Linked DNA regions of Homo sapiens: region 1 is linked to region 2. The links are chromatin loops, found by intact Hi-C in ENCODE. Cell type or tissue: heart right ventricle. All regions are shown on one strand. Each heading gives the region's core, and the rest is flanking DNA. Links, peaks and the distances in the headings are about the cores only.

Region 1 (10,971 bases), core at 1,883-9,882, 66 kb after region 2:
CTTGGCCCCACACCTTCCCTGGTAGACCTGACTCATCAATCACTGCATTCTTTCTTCAGAGACCTCACTCCTAGATGGCACCCCAGGCAGGCATTATCAATTGATTTGATTTAGCATATGCAAGTGAAAGCTATTTGCCCTTTGTAAGTCTCAGGTTGATGGCAACGGGCCCAATGGTAACCTGGGCACCCTGCTTAGTTCTCTCTTGGAATTCCCTCTCCTGTTGGGATGTGGCTCTTGGGTCCATGCAGGCATCCTCAAGACATCTGTTGCATTGCTGGGAACCTGCTCACTACTAGGCAGGGCTACAACACCAGCTGGCCTCATCCTTTCCTTGAGCCAGTTCTTCTTCACAGCTGAAACTCATGTACTCCCTCTTTCTGCATCCCCCAGTCACATCCTGCATCACCACCCCACCCTACCCCATCACTGCAGCCCCCAGACTGAGAGGGCCATAGCAGGCCTGTGACTATACCCCAACACCTTCATCATCTTGAGAGAATCCTTTTAAAGATGTAAGTCTACATGACAATGACTCCACTCTAGGATCTTTGAAGTCTCTGGCACAGTGGCTACTTGCCATTACATACTGTTGGGTAAGGGAGTGGGTTCCAGGTGGGAAGAGCCATGAACACCAGGACAGGCAGCAAGAGCAACAGTACTTCACTTTGCTTTGCTCAGCGGCAGAATTTGGGGGTGGGGGTACAAGAGTGGTTCGTTGGGCGGACTGGTACAAATCACACGAGACAGAGGTGCTTGTGTACTCTTCTGTGGGTGGTGCAGATATACCAGAGGTTTCAGTGGGGTGGGACACAGCTGGTGTTGCACTCCAGGGTTCCCTGGTAGCTCTGTGGATAACTCACTTGAAAGGAAGCAACGGAAGTGGTTTTTAGGTAAGACCCTTGGGGCATGAAATCAGCAGACATGGGGGATTCGGGGCAAGAATCCCCCAATCTTTCCCACACTTTCTCTGTACTCACTCCATGGGCAACACCCGCCAGCCTGGCTTTAAAGACCAAGACCATCTATGCCTTGCTCACTCCCCACTGTATGGCTCCAGCCTGAACTCCCAACTTGAGAATCCATGGCCTATTTGACATCTGTACTTGGAATCCAACTGACAGCCCCACCTTAAACACACAAAATGAGGTCCTCATTGTCCCCATAAACCTGCTCTCCCACAGTCTCCCAACTCAGTGAAGTGCAGCTCTGTCCTTCCAGCTGCTTCAGCCAAAACCTCAAGTCAGCCTTGACCCCTCTCTTCCCACTTTCTACTGCAATCCATTGGGAAAACATGTGGCTCTGTCTTCATGACATATTCAGGAATCTCTGGGCTTCTCCCAACATCATCCACCTAGTGAGGCTCCCGGAAGCCACCCCTAATCACCCTACAGGCTCTCTCCACCCAACAGCCAGAGGGATCTCTTGTGGTATGAGTCAGATCAGGACACTCTGCTGCTCAAAACTCCCCTGTGACTGCCCCCAGTAAGCCCTACAATGACACAAAGACCCTACGGACTTCCCCTTCCCGGTCTCAGCTTGCACAGCTCCTCTTTCTCCTTGCTGCACTCCAGCCACTCTGGATTCCCAGCTGTGTCTCAAACATGCTAGGCACACTCCCATCTCAGGACCCTTGCACTTGCTGTTCCCCCCACCCAGAAAGCTCCTCACCCAGAGCCATGTGTTCTCCTCTCTCCCACCCTGTTGGACTCTGCTCCATTGCCCTGTCTTCAGAGTCCTTCCTGGGATACCCCACATGAAAAAGGATCCCTGTCACTCTCTGTCTCCTTCACCTATTCTTTTTATCTTTACCACCTGCCAAACACTTGTCTCCCACCAGATACCAGGTCCATGCGGTCAGGAACTTTGTCCTGGCCACTGCCCTCTCCCCAGTGCCCAGCACATGGCAGCTCTCAAACATTAGTAGAGGGTGCAACTTTGACATTTGAACAGATAAAGTGGAAAGCTTCCAGGAAGACAGGCAGTGATGCTGTTAACAGAGAAGTGGAAACACCTAAGGTTGTGGGGGGGCTTGAAGGGAACAGAACTAAAAACCCATGGGCCAAATCTGACCCATAGCCTAATTCTATAAATAAAGCTTTATTGGAACACAGGCATACACATTGGTTTAAGTATTGCCTGTGGTGCTTTCACACTACAATGGCAGAGTTGAGTCATTGCCACAGAGACTGTATGGTCCACAAAGCCTAAAATACTAAAATACTATGTGGCCCTTTGTAGAAAGTATTTGTCAACCTCTAGCACAAAGAAGTATTTTTCAAACTGTAAAAGTCATGCCACCCCTCCATCCCACAAGAAAACTGCTATAAACCTTCCAGGAGGTTCAAACCGCAATTTGAGAAAGAGAGAGAGATGATGGCAGTGGGGAGGAAAGACTTGGGTTCAGTGCCCTACACTGCTGTTCACCAGCTGTGTGACCTCACCCAAATTACTTCTCTGATGCTCTTCTTCTTTATCAGTGAAGTGAGAAATACTACCAACCACCTTGCAGAGTCACTGTGAGGAGTTGAGATTTTGTAGGTAAAACATCTGGCAGTGGCTCACAACATATTAGATGGGTGCAAAAGTAATTGCGGTTTTTGCCTTTGAAAGTAACGGCAAAAGCCGCACATTTGCACCAAGCTAATACCTATACAATAAGCCATTTTTTAAGAATTTACTGCATTCCAAGCATCATCTAGATGCCACTCCTGGATTAATTCATCTAATCTTCACAAAAACTCAAATGGGGCTCTGCCAGCACACCAGTGAGTTTTATCTTTGATGAATACAATTTTTAACAATCGAAACAAAGGTGATGAAGTCAATGATTTCAGCATTGTTGAGGGGGAAAGATCACTCTTGGGGAATTGGTGAAACATCTGAGCTGCCTTGGAGAGCCTCCTCAGCTGCTTCCTAAATTAGCAGGAAAATCTCCCAATTCAAAGAAACCTCATGACGTACTTTACAGAGATATCACTGAAAGCAACTGATTTTGTGCCTATTTTTGTCTGGTTCAAAGATAACCGGTCCCAGCAAGGGCAAAACTCTTGAATCACTGGATGTAAAATGCCAAAGTCCGAGCTGAGAAAACGCAGAGTGCAACATAGGCAGTTGGGCTGGGTATCTGCTCCTGGTGAGTCTCTCTTTCCTAAGCCAACGACGTTCTTTGGACTTTTTCACAAACCAAGTAATTCAGTATTGTTTTCTCAAGAAGTATAGCAATTTGAAGGACCTTTTAAATTTTTTATATTTTAAAAATAAAAGAGACAAGGTCTCACCCTGTTGCCCAGGCTGAAGTGCAGTGGTGCGATCATAGCTCACTGTAGCCTCAAACTCCTAGGCGCAAGTGATCCTCCCACCTCAGCCTCCGAGTACCTGCGACTACTAATTTTTTTTTAATTATGTTTTTGTAGAGACAGGCTCTCACTCTGTTGCCTAGGCTAGTCTCAAAGTCCTGGGCTTAAGAGATCCTCCCGCCTCAGCCTCCCAAAGTGCTGGGATTACAAGGCGTGAGCAACCGCGCCTGACCTGAAGTACTTTATAAGTGTGAAATATGTGGCAAAAAGTCTACACCATTTAAACATATTGTCTGTTAATTCAGTGAATAGAATTTTCAGTTCTGACTTCATATATGAGAAACAGCACTAAAAAAGAATCAAAAGCAAGTTCTATTAGGACAATGTTTTTAAGAGTAAATAAGTTTTTAACTTATCTGGTTAGCTTGAAAACAAGGAAGATATAAAGGAAAATTAGAAGTCAACCTAATTATGCCACTGGCAGGCATATTTGAATCTTTCTATTCCCATAAACTCAATGGTTTCTTGTTATTTCTTTCCTTGACTTTCCCATTACCAAGAAGGGGCCAGACTGAAAACCCCAGGGCTTGCAAAAGACATTTTTGTATTTTGACTTGACCACCATGCTCACAAAAGCTGGACATGGCTTGACTGCTGAGTGATCCCAGCCAATACCACTGCAGAGATAAACACCCTCCTGGAGGAGCCAATTATGCCCTGGCATGCAGGAATCAGTGTTGTTAAACCAAATGAGGTTTTCTTTCCCTGAAGAAAGTTTTTAAAACTTCTCGTTCAGATTCTGACAATGGAATTCTTGCCTGCTCAAAGAAGCCTTCTGCACTGCCCACTGGGTCTAGGTTCTACAACATTCTGAAGTCTTAGCATTTGTGTCCCAGTACACTAATTTACATCTGTCCTTTAAGTAAATGTTCTTTTGTCTTTTAATCTGTGGGTGCAGGCTGCCTAGCAAAAATTCTTACTCTTTGCAACAGAGTAAGAAGAAAAGAGAGGGAAGAAAGAGAAGGAGAAAGAGAGAGGAAAAGGAGCTTTTGGATTCCTTCCTCCAGCCCACAGCACCCTGCCCACCGCTAGCACCATCTATTATGGATAAAGCAAGATGGTGGAGCTCTAGTGCATCTGAAGGAGAGAAAGGGCCACAGAAATGGCTATTCTGCTGCTTCCTGGTCCTCAGGCTCCTCAGAGACCACAGTGCTAAAGCACTCGCTGCACTCAGGGATAAGGATAAACCTGCCACTGTATAACCTTCAAGTTAAAGTATCTGAAAAACTTCTAGGACTTTCTCATCACCTCTCCTCTTCCAGATAGCAAATTCCCAAATTACAAAAGCCAAGGTATTCTATACCAATTGCTTCCATCTATTTTTTAAGTAAACTTTATTATTTAAGTATAACACGTGTAGAAAGCTATATAAATCAATGAATCTCATAGTGAGCACATCCATATAACTACCACTCAGATAAGGAAATATTCTGCTTGCACTACTAGCACCCAGAGACCCCCACCACTCCCTGCCAGTCAAAACCCCCTCCTCTCCAAAGGTAAACTGCTATCTTGACTTAGAAAATTACAAATTAGTTTTCCCTATACTAGAACTTGATATATCAATGTGCATTATGTACTCTCCTGTGTCTAGATTCTTTCTTGCAACTATATATCTGTGAGATTCATCCATGATGTTGCAGGGATATAACCATACATTCATTTTCAGGGCTGTACAGTATTCTATTCTATGAATATTCTATAAGTATCAATTCCACTATTGATGAACATTGCATTGTTTCCATTTTTTTGCTATCACACAGACTGCTCTGTTTTGTATTATGTCTTTTGGGGCACATATATATACAAAGGTGTCGAGTTTTTATTTAGGTGTGGAATTGCTAGGTCACAGACCATGCATATGTTCAGCTTCATAACTGCCTAAGAGTTTTTAAAAGTGGGTATGTGGGTGTTCTTTTTGTTCCGCAGCTTTTCCAACCCTTAAGATTATCACGCTTTTACATTTTAACCATTCTGGTGGGTATGCAGTAGTATCACTATAGTTTTAATTTGCATTTCCCTGATGAATAAAGGTTACTGGTCATTTGGGTACCATCTTGAACGGAGTACCTATTCAAGTCTCTTCCCCATTTTTCTATTGGACTGTCATTTTCTTATTTAAGAAGCCTTTTATATATTTTGAATATGAGTCCTTTATTGAATATTTACACACACAAAGAGAGATAACACATAAATATCTTCTCCCATTTTGTGACTTGCCTTTTCACTCATAAGGGTATCTTTTGATGAACAGAAGATCTTAATTTTAATGTACTCAAAATGATCTTATTTATTCCTTTATGGCTAGTGTTTTTCTGTCCTGTATTGAAATCTTTGCCTTCTCAAAGTTGTAAATATATTTTCCTTTGTTATCTCCTAGGGGCTTTATTGTTTTACCTTTCACCTTTAAGTCAATGATTCATCTGGAATTGAGTTTTGTACATACTGCAACATAAGGGTCAAGATGCATTTATTTCCATGTGGATATCCAACTGACCTAGTCCCATTTAGTGAAAGGACAAATCTTGTCCCATTGCATGTGTGTGGCTATGCTTTGGGACTCTATGCTGTTCCACTGGTCTATTTGTCTATCCTTGTGGGACTACTGTAACTTTAAAGCAGCCTTTGCTACTTATGAATCAACAAATTCCTCACAGGGAAAATCAACAGAGAATGCTGGGCTCACTTCAAATAATTTTCCCTTTTTTTAGGGTCTTGACCCTACAAGTTCTGGCTAGCTGTTTAAATGTCTTCTTACATACTATTTAGAGTCTACTCAGCTTCTTCTAGTTGTTTTCAGAAGTAGGATTGGTCTACCATAAGCTAGTACTTTATAGCATAAAGCTGATGGGGGCTCTGTGCCCCTATGGGCATCAAACTGAAGTAGTCGAGGATGGTCTTGAGAAACAGGTAGGATTTAGTGAAGCCTGGGGAGAAGAGGTGAGATTAGGTGTGTGGCAACAGGGAGAGCAGTCTTGGTGACAGGAGTGCTTTACTTCCTGCTCTTAACTCCCCACCTTCTGTGGCCTTGGCAGTTTGTGCTCTGGAGAGAACAGTGTTGAGCTGAGCTAAGAACTGAAAGGTAATCTGGTGAGAAGTCCTCTGTCCCTGGGATCAAGTGCTTCACATCACCCAACCACAAGGAAACCCTGGGAATATGGGAAGGGGTGGGTAAAGGCATCCTGATGCCTGATGTGCCTGGGGCTATGACCCCCAAACTAGCAAAGGCCACAGCATTCCAGAAAATGTGCTGCATTTGGTGAGTAAAAGATGCTATTTGAAGCCTCTCCTCAAGATCTGCACTCTTGCCTTATGGATATTCCCATCTAGTGCAGTCTCAAAAACAAAAAACAAAAAAACAAGTGTCTTCTTTGCCCTGGTGTTACGTGGAGGCATTCCCCGTTGCTGGCCTTTGAGTTCCCAACTTCCCCTGTCAGAGACTCCCAGCCCTGACATAACACACAGAGGAGGAGCAGAGGCAGCCGGGTGCCCCCTTTCTGAGTGGGCCAAGCCCTGGGCTAGACATTTCCTGAGTCGAAGCATGTCAGGCTCGCAGCCACCCTCTCAGGCAGGCATGATCATCCCCACCTTACAGATGCAGAAACTGAAGCTCAGGGAGATTGCAAGCGTGTCTGTGGGATTCAAAGGCCATTTTTGAGCTGTTATGCTGCATAAAACAGGCAGCCAAAAGGGCACCCATGAGGGTTACCCTCCAGCCTGAGGGTTGGCAGGTGGCAGTGCCCAGCAGCCACTCCTGGCACTCAACAGACAGCAGTAAGTGTCAGTGGAATGAATGAGTGAGTGAATTAATGCCAGATCTGTTAAGACGAGGATGACCCTATCAGGGAAATGGGGAGGAGAAGGTAGAGGGATGACAAAGCCAGCAAGCACAAAGCAGCCAGGAATGCAAGGAGCTAAGGTGGACAGCAGGTAGGGACAAGACTGGACAGAAAGGACACCACCAGGTCACTAGCAGCTAAGAATGCTTCATGCTTTATGAAGGGGCACAAGGTTCCAGGTGCAGGTGATGAGCAGCAGCAGAAGGAATGACTGGCTGGATCTTGCAGCTCCAACCCACTGTGCCCACCAATCCCCCATGGAACCTGCCAACCCCGGCACCCAAACCTGCTCTTTCTTTTGGGTCCACAGGCTCCAGGATTGCCCCAGCTCCCTACTGGTGTACCTGCTCCTGCCTTACCCCTTCACCCATCCCCACAACAGAAGGGGCCTTACCTGAGATTCAGCAGAAAAGAAAACAGACAACTTACTGCCCTTCTGGAGATCCCCAAGAATGTTCCTCCCCCATAACCCTCTCGAGAGGAGGTGACTGTTCTCTGGCCTGTTCTCCTGGCTCAGTGCACCAAAGGGCCAAAAGGCCCACCTCCAGGCCTCCTGCTGCTCTTCCACTTTCTAGGGCTGTGCCATCCAGCTCTGCCATTCCTCCTCACACCTGACCTCAAGACCTGGCAACTGCTCACAGTCATCCCTCTACTCCAATTTCTCCCACCATCACAGAAGACGCCACCCTTCCAACCCACCCTCCACCTCAGTGGCCTTGCTGTTCCTCAGCCAGAGAGGGTGGTGAGAGGAGTCACGCTCACACTCCATCCCAGCTACCAACCACACAAATTCATACTCCAAACCCACCAAGAGATAGTGTCCTACAGCCAGGTGGCCCTGCCTCTGGCCATTGTCATAGGACAGCAAGGCTTCCCTGTCTCTCGGCATTCCAACAAAGGAGGCATCTGAGAACACAGGGCATCGCCTGCAGCCCCACGCCCTCCTCATGACTCACAGGACTCGGCAGAGTGAATGCAGGAAACAGAAAAGCAAGTCCTCTCCTCTGTAGATGGGAAGTGCCCCCCCTGCATATTCACCACTTGTTTCTCCAGCTGTTACAAATAGCACCACGCACGGAGGGCTCACAGCCCTGGTCACCGCTCCCAAGCACTGGGCAGTCCCCCAACCAGCCACCTGCAAGTCCCCCAAAGGAGTGTCTGCCACTCCCTCTCCCTCACATTCCCTGCACTTCACCCAGTGACTGGCATTTGGTGGGTACTCATTAGTTGATTTAAACCCAGGAGAAAGCAACACTCTATATACTCCAAAAGCACAATACATATTACCGAAGATCAGCAGCAGTCCCATTTGCAGAAAGCTCCAAGCCAGGAGAGAAAAAACAGAAATCACTTTATAAGCCCCATTATCCAGAAGTCATGCAAGCTGAGCTGTGTCCTGAGAAGAAATGGGTCCCTCCCATCTCCCCATTCCTGTCAACCCCCATACACATTACAGAGAGGGGACCCCCATCTCATTATTTACCTGACCACCTTCCTATAGCCCACACATGGGAGCACTGGGCTCAGCAAGCCCACAAGAGCACAGATGGGCCCTGGCCTCAACCTAGATAGACTATGGATGACACCACATCCCACCATGCACCTGGGCAGACACAATCACTGTCACCAGAAGAACGATGCAGAACCACACTGTTGGAAACATTTCTGTGTTCTCATTAAGAATATCTGCAGGTAAGAAAGACTACTGGATTTCCTTATGAAGTGATGCAAAAAAAAAAAAATCACAGGAAATCTCGAGAAGAGGTGGAAGGAAGGAACACTGGAGGTGTGGCCCCATTTTCTCATTTTGCAGATGAGGAAACTGAGGCCGAGGGAGATGGCACTGGTTACCTCCCAACACAGCACATACCTTGCCAATTCATTTTATTTATCATCTCTCCCACTTCAACCTAAGCTCCCTGAAGTTCAGGATTTCTGCCTGTTTTCTTCAGTGTTATTTCTCCAATGCTTAAAAGAATCCAGTGCTTAGCAGGTGCTCAATGAAAATGTGTTGAGTGAACAAAAAAATAAACACTACAGGTAATTACTCAGGTTCAGGTGCAATGCACTTTGAGGGTATCACACTGCTTCTTGACAGGTATTGATTCCAGAAAGATATACCAGGAACCCAGTCTTAAAAAGTGAAGCCCCTGCCAGGCTTTGGTATCAGGATGATGCTGGCCTCATAAAATGAGTTAGGGAGGATTCCCTCTTTTTCTATTGCTTGGAATAGTTTCAGAAGGAATGATGCCAGCTCCTCTTTTTACTCTGGTAGAATTTGGCTGTGAATCCATCTGGTCCTAGACTTCTTTTTGTTGGTAGGCTATTAATTATTGCCTCAATTTCAGAGCCTGTTATTGGTCTATTCAGGGATTCAACTTCTTCCTGGTTTAGTCTTGGGAGGGTGTATGTGTCCAGGAATTTATCCATTTCTTCTAGATTTTCTAGTTTATTTGCATAGAGGTGTTTATAGTATTCTCTGATGGTAGTTTGTATTTCTGTGGGATCGGTGGTGATATCCCCTTTATCATTTTTTATTGCATCCATTTGATTCTTCTCTCTTTTCTTCTTTATTAGTCTTACTAGCAGTCTGTCTATTTTGCTGATCTTTTCCAAAAACCAGCTCCTGGATTCATTGATTTTTTTAAAGGGTTTTTTGTGTCTCTATCTCCTTCAGTTCTGCTCTGATCTTAGTTCTTTCTTGCCTTCTGCTAGCTTTTGAATTTGTTTGCTCTTGCTTCTCTTATTCTATTGTGACATTAGGGTGTCAATTTTAGATCTTTCCTGCTTTCTCTTGTGGGCATTTAGTGCTATAAATTTCCCTCTACATACTGCTTTAAATGTGTCCCAGAGATTCTGGTATGTTATGTCTTTGTCCTCATTGGTTTCAAAGAACACCTTTATTTCTGCCTTCATTTCATTATTTACCCAGTTGTCATTCAGGAGTAGGTTGTTCAGTTCCATGTAGTTGTGTGGGTTTGAGTGAGTTTCTTAATCCTGAGTTCTAATTTGATTGCACTGTGGTCTGAGAGACAGTTTGTCATGATTTCTGTTCTTTTACATTTGCTGAGGAGTGTTTTACTTCCAATTATGTGGTCAATTTTAGAATAAGTGCGATGTGGTGCTGAAAAGAATGTATATTCTGTTGATTTGGGGTGGAGAGTCCTGTAGATGTCTATTAGGTCCGCTTGGCCCAGAGCTGAGTTCAAGTCCTGGATATCATTGCTAATTTTCTGTCTCATTGATCTGTCTAATATTGACAGTGGAGTGTTAAAGTCTCCCATTATTATTTTGTGAAAGTCTAAATCTCTTTGTAGGTCTCTAAGAACTTGCTTTATGAATCTGGGTGCTCCCATATTGGGTGCATATATATTTAGGATAGTTTGCTCTTCTTGTTGAATTGATCCCTTTATCATTATGTAATAGCCTTCTTTGTCTCTTTTGATCTTTGTTGGTTTAAAGTCTGTTTTATCAGAGACTAGGATTGCAATCCCTGCCCTTTATTTATTTATTTTTTGCTTTCCATTTGCTTGGTAGATCTTCTTCCTCCATCCCTTTATTTTGAGCCTATGTGTGTCTTTTCACGTGAGATGGGTCTCCTGAAATCAGCACACCAATGGGTCTTGACTCTTTATCCAATTTTAGGCCAATATCACTGATGAACATCGATGCAAAAATCCTCAATAAAATACTGGCAAACCGAATCCAGCAGCAAATCAAAAAGCTTATCTGCCATGATCAAGTCAGTTTCATCCCTGGAATGCAAGGCTGGT
Region 2 (10,971 bases), core at 1,777-9,776:
TGTATTTGAGGATACTGACTCAGAAAGACCTATACCAAGACACAGTCTAATTACTGGACTTTACAGAAAAAAATAAATCTTTTAGGCAAAAATAACAAGGGACATAAAAGCTTATTATCATCAGACTTTTCAAAAGCAATACTTTATATACGAAAAAATGCAGTAACAAGGACATAAAATGTTGGCCAAGGATATTATACATGGCAAAAATCTTATAAAGCATACCAATAAACTGTTAACGTGCAAAATTTCAGAGACCTTTCTAAAGAATCTACTAGAAGGAGGGTCCTCAAATTTTTTCTGACTCCTTACCCTCTTCAATTTATTTAGGATCCCAAAGAGCTGTGTTTATGTGGGTAATATCTACAGACAAATTACCTCTTAGAAGTTGAAACAGAAATTTTTAATTCTTTATGAATTAATCAAAAATAGCAAACCCAGTATGTGCTAATGTACATACAACATATTTTAGAAAAAATAACTATTTTCTCAAACAAAAAAATTCATAAGAGTAACACTGCTTTTATTTTTGTAAATCCTTTTAATATTTCTCTTAGTAACAGCCAGACTCACATATCTGTTATACACTTAATTTGTTGTGATATCACAAGTCACAGAGGTTCTGGAAAACTCCATGCACTCATGTGAGAATGAAAGAGGGGAATAAATAAAAGGAAAATACCATCTTAGAATTATTATGAAAAAAAAGAATTATTATGAAAACATTTTTTTACATCAAAGACTCCCCAACTCGAGAATGAGTTTCAGACACACAAAATGACTAGAAAGATATCAACATAAAGATTGATGGTGAACTTTAAACATGAAGAAACCTGCAGAACTAAGAGAAAATGACAGCTAAAGTGAAGTGAGTATAGTTTACAATGGCTATGCATTCTGACAATGCAGATATAGATTTTTTTTTTTTTTGAGACGGAGTCTCACTCTATCACCCAGACTGGAGTGCAGTGGCATGATCTTGGCTCACTGCAAGCTCCGCCTCCCAGGTTCATGCCATTCTCCTGCCTCAGCCTCCCTAGATACAGATATTTTTAAATGAGAAGAGCAAACACACAAAAAAAGAAAAAAAAAAACCTAAACTGTTCTCAGTAGTTATATTGATGGTGGTAGTACTGTTATTCTGATATTTCTCTGAGTGTGATATAAATTTAAGTGGGTAAATATGGGATATTCTAATTCTATCCACTCTTGTGTTCTTGATAACCTGGACATGTAGGGGTAGAGAAACAAGATGAGGGTGTAATATAGAAGAGACTATGTAAAAACCTTGTAGCACAGAACTTGAATTTGAAGTATTAGTATGCTCTCATGAGCTACTTTATCCTAGGTAAATAAATATACATGTATACAACACGTATCTCCCAGCTTCTCCCATTGAGGAGGCTCAGAAACTATGACAATCCAGTAGCAGTGAACATCTGCAGCACTCAAATTGCAGTTTTGAAATGTTTTCTATTAACGACAACAACAACAACAAACTGGGCTTCCTAGAGACATAGTTGATTACAGGCCTGGGGCAAGTGATGCATAAGATGAACTGAAACATCTTGCTCTACCACTAAGAGAGGAAGCTAAAGAGAACACCCGTGATGATTCAGAAGCCTCCTTGGGTTCCAGTGGCCAAAAATGGGACAACTCAAACTTCAAGTACATTAAGTGCAACTGATTGAAACCCATCAAATACACTTAGATCTGTAAGTTCACAGTAAAAATCCTAGGTTTTCAAAACATGCATGGTGGGTGGTCCCCATCTAGTGCTGCGGGGTGGGGATGGTTGTTGGCCAGCTATACCGCTCTTTCCTCTTGGCTCCTTCCCATCCAATTAATTCTATATGCCATTTCCAGAATATTCTCCCCTGCTCAAAATCTCATGTCAATGATTCCTTATTTTCTATTTTGTAAAGTAAAAATCTCAATGTCTGCTTGTGAAGACTGTCTACACGATGACCTTAATAATGACTTTCATCTGGGAAGCCCAATATTTAAATTGATATTATCTTGTTTGACCATAACAATGAATCCATAAGACAGATAGCATGCTCCCCAGGAGACGGCTCAGAAAATCCAGGTCTCCCTCACTCAGCCTGATATTTCTCACTCCCCTACTCCCATACCAGTGTTCTTTCCTTCCTTGATCTGCCCAAGTAGGTTGGATTTGCTTTGTTAGCAAATTCACTCTGATTCTGCTCACGCTCATCTGTGTGTCTTTTCTCCCATGGTTCCCTCAGCCCCTTCTTGTTATTTAAATAAACCCTTCTAAGTTTTAATCAAGCCACTCACTTTCCAAGTCCCTTCCTAAGACTAATATATCTGTAGTCCCCGGGCTTGTGGATCCAAGTGGATTAACTAGCTCCCTGCCCTCACATAGGAAACCATCAGAACCCAGAGTTTTCTGAAGTTTGGGACCCTAATATCAACCCTGCAGTAGGATCAGTATAATTTAAGAGGAAGCCTTCTGGCCCCAATCACAACACCCATTTCCTTAAGCTGCTTAGAGAATTAGGCTCATTTCACTCCCCTTTGTATTCTCCAGGTCTAGTTGGGCACACAACTGGGACTCCAGGAGAATGGTTTCCTGGGGAAATGAATGACTGATTGCCTTTGTGTAGCCCAATACCCTGAATTGGTGGGGATTACGGACAGCTTCTTAGTCCCTCTGTGACTGTCTTGGGGCCAGCTCTAGAGCAGCAGTTCTCAACTGCAACCACTTTTGCCCTCAAAGGGACATTCGGCAATGTCTAGGAGTATCTTTTGCTGTCACAATTAGGGGCATTGCAACTGGCATCTAGTGGGTAAAAGCCAGGGATGCCACCAAGAATCCTACAATTCACAGGACAACCCCACCAAAAAAGAAGTGTTGGCCCCAAATGTCAATTGTGTCAAGGTGGAGAAACCTTGGAGAGAACAATACAAGGAAAGAGAAAGTGTCCAGAAGATCTGGACCCCTAAATGCAGTGATGGAAATATCACAGCATGCCACACCAGATTCAGATCCATCATAAATGCTTTCGCCATTACGTTTGTTTAACTCTAAAATTAAGCAGGCAGCCTTCTGCCCTGCAGCCGTCCCAGAAGCATGTGGCCAGCATGGCAGACACTCTGGAATGACCACATCACAAACTAACTGGAGCTGGCTGCAGCATTTCTGCCTACTAATTTTAATCTTTCTTTCTCAAAGGTCATGAATATTTTCAGACCTCTAAGCACAGGCATATTGTGGGCAGACTTAATATATGTTGCTTCCAGTTGGCAAAGGACTTCACTCACCAAAACCCTAAGCTGAGTTACAGGCTTCACTTTGGCCATGTCACTTTCCAAGAGACTTTCTCAGTCCATTATCCTAATTGGCAAATGATATGTAAGTACCAGAAGGCTGTGTGTCAGCAGTTATATTTATAATGAAAGCCTAATCTCCAAAAGAAAACACTAATTCATTAAAACCTCCTTTCCCATCTGCCATGACAGTAGCCAAAGGAAAAAGAATCTATGAGGTACAAATTAGCTGCCTGCGCATGAAACACAGACAAGATCAGACGAAGCGGAAGCAGGAGATATACCCTGCTTGGCCCCAGGAAAGTCCTGTCCTCACTCTACACAGTCTTGCCATGTCTCTAGGTCTCTAAGTGACAGCAGCTTGAGGATCAGAGCCTGGGAGGGCAGGAAGTAGACTTTCCTCTGTCCCCTACTCAGGGAGGGCTTTCTTAGCAGACACAGTTCAGCTTTGGCCACTACTCAGGGAGGGCTTTCTTAGCAGACACTGTTCAGCTTTGGCCACTATAAGTTATCAGCACTTCAGGGAAACTTGAGAGGGTTTTGGGAAGAAAAGGAAGATGACTCCACAGTCTGATATTTCAGCTCGGCTCTCACTATAATCCCACACTCTGCTGGCCTTATTATTCATATAGATATATTAAGACCCATCATGTGTTATGCATTGTGCTAGGGAAGCCAATTATAGCTACCCCATGCACAGTGCTTACTCTGTGCTGGGTGGGGGTTCTGGGCACCTGGCATGAATTCACTCATTTAACCCCCCAAAACCCTATGACTGTCTCATTTTACAGGTAAGAAAATGGAGCTGGTGAGAAATCGCCTGCTCAAGGTCATGCAGCCTCTAAGTGGTGGTGCCAGGGTATGAACCAGGAGGGCCAGCTCCAAAGTCCACCCCGCTACACCAGGGTCCAGTGCCACTGGGCAGGACAGCCAGAGCTTACGTGTGCGGTGAGCACAGCATGCCACAGGGCCTATGACAAGTGCTTTACATGCCCCATCTCAGCTGTGGGGGACAAAGAAGACCACAAGCCATTTTCCCTGTGGCATGGGGAGACATTTGAGCAGAGCCTAAGAATTGAGTAGGAGTCAGCAGACACAGGGGAGGCACCAACACAGTCAGGGGGCCACATGGTTTGTCTGGAAAGCCACCAGCAGAACGAAAGCTGGAGGGGCAGGAGGTGTCTCATCATCTCATCCAGGCCTCCAACCCACCCTGTAAGGTGTGCACACGATGACCAACCATGCCCTTTACAAGAGTCACCTGAGGCCTAGGAAGATTACAAGAGTCACCTGAGACAAGGGTCCTACTTAAGGTCACACAGCTGCTGAGTGGTAAACCCAGGGCTCAGCCAGGCATGTCTGGTTACAAACCCCAGGCTTCCAGGACATTGCTAAGATCCAGTATGTGCCTCACTCACTGCAGTTGTAGGCCTTGAATTTCCTGAGCTCTAATTCCCTGAACTTACCACTGGCTATGGTATATCCCCTGTAGGACCCTCCTATCATCGAGAAAAAATTCCCATGAACAAGGCTACCCCAGCCAGGCCAAGGGATCCCTGTCTGGACTCCAGGCACCTGCAAGCACCCCTGAAGAAACAGGGATCCTGGCATCTGTCCAGGAACAGACCAATCCTAAGAAAAATGGCCTCTCCCTGTTCCATGAGCCACCCCCTTTAAAAGTGGGTACACTTTGCCCCCCAGACACTAGGTGCCCCTATGGTCCCTCCATGGAATGTCTCTGACCCTTCAGCAAACTGCAGGTCTGCACCTGGTGACAGTGAAGTGTGCCCTTCACACAGTGTTGGCAGCATTAGATGAAACCTGGCCTTATGCTTATGAAGAGATGCTCCAGCAAAAGCAGCAGAATTCTGACTGGTGCCTACAGTTGGAGTGCTGGGCTTTCTGCCCCTTCAATCCTAATTACCCATCGGAGACAACGATCACTTTCTGGTGAATATTCATGGACTATCTTTCTGGGGCAAGAGGAAAGAAAACTAAGGCAGTGCATACCTGTCCATACAGGTAAATACTTGATCTTTCCAGGTTGGATTCATTTACGGATTACAGGTGATTGATCCATGTGGACCACTCGTTATTTCTCCCCACCCCCAAGAGTCTGACGGTTTAATAACTTCCTACTTCCCCTTCAAGGGAGTGGAGAATCACTCCAGGCGTAACAGGACCATCATCATGTGTTAAGTGTGGGTCTGTTACATCAGTCACTCAGGTAGGAAGTTTTCTTAAAGCAAGTTTGCTTCAAATATACACATCTCAAAACCATCACTTGTTCATGCCTTGACACACCAAGTCACAGAGGTCAGAGTGTGAGGTCTTAAATTGCCTCACGTTTGTTACATTATTCAAAAAAAGTGTTTTCTGAAAAAAATCCAGGTACAGAATGTGCTTGCAGAAAATCAAAACCAGCAGAGCTCAGCACAAGGACAGGGTGCATGCCAGAGCAGGACCCAGCACCAGAACAGGCTCTGTCTCCTCCAGAACAGCAGGCACCAACGAGGCATCTGGCTGCACACCCCAAACAGAGTCACATTTTATTTTAGACTCACTCCTATCTTTAACCTGGAATACTATGGCCTTAAAAAGAACAAAGCTCAGGGCACCTCCAGTTTTAATTTAGCTCAGCACAGCCATGCTCCTCCAAGCCAGAATCACTCACTGCATAGGGAAGAAAAGCAGGAGCAGCTGCCTGTCACCTGCCCAGTGGACACGTCCCCCTATCACCTCTGGACCCAGCTCATCTGTCTAGGCTGCTTGACAATTCAGCTCCATACCTACAGAGCAGGACTGGGGCTAAAATACCCAAAGCCTCAATGCCGGAGCCCAGTCTAGGGAGGATCTCTCTGTGGGGCTTCCTGGGTCCACAGATAACACTGATTTTTGCCTCCTGGATTAGAAGCAGATGGGAAAACAGGCACAGCAGATGGATAAAGCCTTACCACTGAGACAGCTCATGACAGAACCGGCCTTGCATCTGCAGCCTGAAGGGCTCCAGGCAGTTCTAAGAATGGCCACTGGCCTACCACAGGGGCAGGTGACCTTGAGGGTCCTCAGAATAGGACACTCATTGAAAAAGGAAGGGCTGAGCCTGCCCTACTCATTGCCTTCTCCCAGATTCACCCGTCTGTCCTCAGAAAGGAGTCTAGGGGAGTGCATAGAAGACACATGTCCTCCTGGGGATCTGAGGGGAATTCCCTGCTCTCTCTGGAATAGGAAGAGCAGGGTGTTGGGCTCCCTTGAGATGCACCCACCTCAAAGGAAAATGAAAATCCATATTACGTCATTTTAGGGTCTATACATAGAGAGAGCACATATTTAAAAAACAACAACAATAACAACAATGCTCCAGGAAAGGACAATAATTATGTACGTCCACTGAGAAATGGAAGTGAGGAGTATGCGGGACTGGCACTGAGTCCAGCCCAAAAGCCCAGTCACAGCTGCGTGATTGTGGAAAAGAATGGATTCTAGGACTATGATTATTTATGACCATTAATACTGAAAATCACAGGTGACACTGTTTGCAGAAGAACCCTGTGCATTCTCCACAAGTCAACTGACAAAGGCCCAGCAATGGGAATCCCAGGATAAAAGGCACCACAATGGCGGGGTGGGAGGAATATGAAGGTGAGTTCTTCAGTGTTGGGGTCTGGGAGTGTTGACCTAAGGGAGAAGAAAGGAAAAAAGGAAATGTACTTGCAGGCTGCCTGCCCTACTCTGACTTCCTCTTCTTCTTCCTCTTCTTCTTCTTCTTTTTTTTTGAAGCATCAATGCATCTTTATTCGCAAATAAAAGCTGCAGCAAGATGTCATCTACACATTTGTACAAAGATTCAGATGTCCTATATCATCACGATCCTCAGAAAACACGAACCCGTCGTGCAGGAACGTTGCAAACACTGGCAGGCTGACCGCTCATCTGCATTTGGCAAGAAGCGCCTATCAGGGCCCCCCCATCCTGCTCACGGTGCCCCCCAGAGGGAGCTGGCTTCCCAAAGCTGGAGAGAGCCCAGCCCCCAGGGCACCTTCCCTAGAAAACCATAAATACATAGATCATTTGTCTTCAAATTCCCATGGCAAATACCACATTTATAGGCAAAATGATACAAAAATATGAACTTAACAGAAACTTTAGAAAACCCTTATTCTCCCATCTTCATTGTTGGTGGTGGTGGTCTGTTTTGTTTTTTGCTTGTGGTTTTGGTATAAACTCCTTCTGTGGAAGAGGCAACGTGTGCCTGGGCTCTGCCCTCAGGACAGAGCAGGGTTCTCTTGGGAGGGGAAGGGACTCGGCCATCCCTGCCCAGGAGACCCTGGGGATGGATCTGCATTGGGAATGCCACACAGATCCTCCACAACCCAGGCTCTGCCGAGAGGAAACCATTATAAAAGAAAAGTAATCCTGAATCCTAAAAGACCCCTGGGGCATGCAGGTAAGTCCTGCTACACAAAACTGCTTGGCTGCAAAGAAGGCAAGATGGACATGAACACAACTGGCGCTAGCTATGGCCCAGACAGTCACAGTGGGACTGGGCTGGCCCTCTGACTCCTAGGCCTTCTCATGGGACTGGGTTACAGTCCCAGGAACACATTTTACCCATTTTCTGTCTATGTCTGAAAAAGAGCAGACCTGGGGAGACCAGTGGGGGCTCCCGGTGTTTCGCTTTTCCTGTTTAGCTTGGGCCCTGTGTCTGGTTCAATTTAAGAATCAGGACAATGTCAGAAAGATATGATATGCTATAGAATCAGAAGCAGAGGAATGAGGAGTATAATTAGTAATTTATGAGCAAATACCTTGGAGAAAAACCACACCAAAAAGGCAAAAAGGCAAAGATTAAAGTAACACACTTTCAAAGACACACAAAAGTGCTTCTTAAGTTTATATAGAGAGTTCTCCAATTTTTAAATAAACTATGTCCCCAAAGTTCAGTTAGGGAAACTAAGGCTCAGGACAGTTCCATGATTAGCTCCTAGAAACCCCAAATTCCTTCCTTAAGGCCCCTTTACCCTCCAACCTCTCCACAAGAGAGGAACAGCCTCTACCCCTTCCTGTAATGGTCACACAGTCTCACTGGCAAGCAGGAGTAGACACATCACACCACTGGCAAAGCAAGGGGCAATGACAGCACACGGTAGCACTAGAAGCCCAGGGGACATCCAGAGGGGTGGGCCAAGCCCTGCCAATGCGGGGTGGAGGAGCAGCAGGGAGATGGATGTGGGATGAAGTTCAGGTATCTAGCACACATTTCAACAACAGGTCTAGAACTCAGGGAAAGTGGGAAACTTCAAGTATGCAGCTGCTAGTTAGAATCACGAAAGTGGATGGAACTGCTTCATATATGTACTGCATTCACTTATGTGTCTATTTCCTTTACAGCACTTAACATAATAGTTACACCCACAGACACTGAATAAAGATTGATGTGTTATTTTGAGTCAGGAGGAAATCTGGGAACGTCTCACATTACAGTAACATAAATGATAGTGATGCTTTCAAGCTTACCCACAAGAAATTGCTGGATTTTGACAGTAATAACAACAAAGCTCACATTAATGAAAACCTGCAGGGCTACCAGATGCCAGGTTCTTGACCTAAGACACCCTCATGGCTCATCAGTCCTTTCCGCAGCTCACAAGGGAAGTGTGAGAGTCCCCCATTTTTGACAAAAGTGTCATGTCCCAAATCTAGCAACCTGATGATGCTAGCTCCAGAATTAGAATGCTGCTTCTCCCTAACCCACCATCTCCCCTCAAGCAGGACACCCCTGAGGGGGAACCAACACCTTCTGCCCACAGTCTGGGCCCCTGACTGAGCAAAACCTCACCCAGGACACAGTCCAGGGCACTTGCCTTTTTTGGGGTGGGGAGGGTATTTTTGGCTCCTAAGCCATTTGTTTAAGAAAGAAAAATAGATATTCCAAAGGAAGGCTGCCTTAAGAACTTCTATATTTTGAATATTTAATCTTAGATTCTAGGTACACAACATCATTTGGAGGTGACATCAGAAGTTCTACCCACAAGGCCCAGGTCAGTCGTCTCTTGCCTGGCCCATGAATGGGGTGCTGCACTCAGAACCCCACCTTCTCCAATCCCCCCAAGCTAGACCCCACAGCCTGGAGGCCCTATGAGTCCTGATGAAGGCCAGGCCTCAAGTAAGACCCCAGAAAGGACTGAACCTCAAACCCTGGGGACAGCCGAGGGGAGGCAGGGCCACACCTAGAACTTGCAGCCCAGCTGCCCTCTGAGTATCTCCACCACAGCAGTGCTGCCCTCCAGGAGCCTGGCATGGGCTGTTCCAGGCAATTTGTGCACCATCTCAATGCACACACCCTCACTGATCCCACTCTTCAAGATTCCACTGTCTTCCAAGACAAGCCACAGCACACACAGGTGACTCACACTGGCCTGGGCAATTCCAAGCCAAGACAGCTCCATGGGGCTCCTTTCAGTGTCTCTAACGGGCACGGAAATTGCTCGTTGTTTTTACGGCTTTCTGCTAAGTGATACGTGGCACTTTATTTCTTCCCAGCAGCCTCTGAGGCCCCTGAGCCGCTACCTGGTAAAGAGGAGTGCCCGGTCAGCCCACCCCTGGCCACCCACATCACCCTTGCCAACCCCAGCACCCATGCCCATGTACCCAGGATGCCCTGAGCCACCCATCAATGCAGGGAGATGAGGCAGAGGACGGACAGCTTCTAAGGTACCCCAGGCCAAACAAGTCATAAAAAGCTGTCCAGATACTGGGTCATCTGAGAAATGTATTGCCATATGTATAGTGAAAGTTTGCCATCACTAGCATGTTTCTTGTTGGAAAGACAAACATACAGATTGTATTTTTGGTGCAATTTGAATAGCTTATTAATTTGGACATTTTGTGAATATCAACTCATACAGAATATTTGGACTACTTTTTATAATGCTTAGAGCATAACGTTTCAACTTTAAAGTTATTATAGATATAACTAAGCACTTGGTGTCATGTTGTGGTGTTTTAATTCCTTTTCATGCGTTTGACTGCCTGGTCATGTGCACTCAGGAGCTTCCTCCTCCATGCCAACAGCCCCTTCCATCAGGAGAACACAATCCAGGAACACACCAAGATGGTGGGAAGTTGCCTTCATGGTCACAAAACCTACTTCATTTCCATGAAGATGAGAGCTTTTCAGTAAACATGCTGACTGTTCAGTGCTTGCCAAAACTGCAACATTCTAAAATGTATCAAAAACACGATAACTGGAGGCCAGGCCCAGTGGCTCACGCCTGTAATCCCAGCACTTTGGGAGGCAAGGCAGGCGGATCACCTGAGGCCAGGAGTTTGAGACCAGTCTAGCCTGGTCAATATGGTGAAACCCTGTCTCTACGAAAAATATGAAAATTAGCCAGGCATGGTGGTGGGCGCCTATAATCCCAGCCACTCACAAGGCTGAGTCAGGAGAATCACTTGAACCTGGGAGGTGGAGGTTACAGTGAACCGAGATCTCACCACCACACTTCAGCCTGGGCAACAGAGCAAGACTCTGTCTCAAGAAAAAACAAAACAAAACAGGATAATTGAAGAGAACCATAAAAACAACACCAATGCCAGCAGCTAAGCAGGAATTGTGGGATCAGGATCACCCTCAGGTCTTAGGTTGGCCAACTCCATTTTGTAAGAACAAGTAAA

The links. Hi-C counts contacts between places; a loop is a spot of excess contacts. Peaks named below come from ENCODE experiments on the same cell type or tissue, not always from the same donor. Only the 100,000 strongest peaks of a DNase experiment are listed, where the experiment ranks them.
Region 1: it touches region 2 in a loop (1.9-fold over the local background); 4 of 110 quality-filtered maps call a loop at or near these places.

The regions. Positions count from the first base shown.
Region 1 is chr18:36,319,046-36,330,016 of GRCh38, reverse strand. All of the region lies in intron 1 of FHOD3 (formin homology 2 domain containing 3), which reads right to left. Among named protein-coding and RNA genes, the nearest start is that of FHOD3, 27 kb to the right of the region's middle. In heart right ventricle, for the core only: no CTCF peak of the experiment used is centred there; no DNase peak of the experiment used is centred there; H3K27ac peaks cover 6,650 bases.
Region 2 is chr18:36,385,276-36,396,246 of GRCh38, reverse strand. The region is part of intron 3 of FHOD3 (formin homology 2 domain containing 3); the gene reads right to left. Among named protein-coding and RNA genes, the nearest start is that of FHOD3, 93 kb to the right of the region's middle. In heart right ventricle, for the core only: no CTCF peak of the experiment used is centred there; a DNase peak (open chromatin) is centred at 5,876; H3K27ac peaks cover 8,000 bases.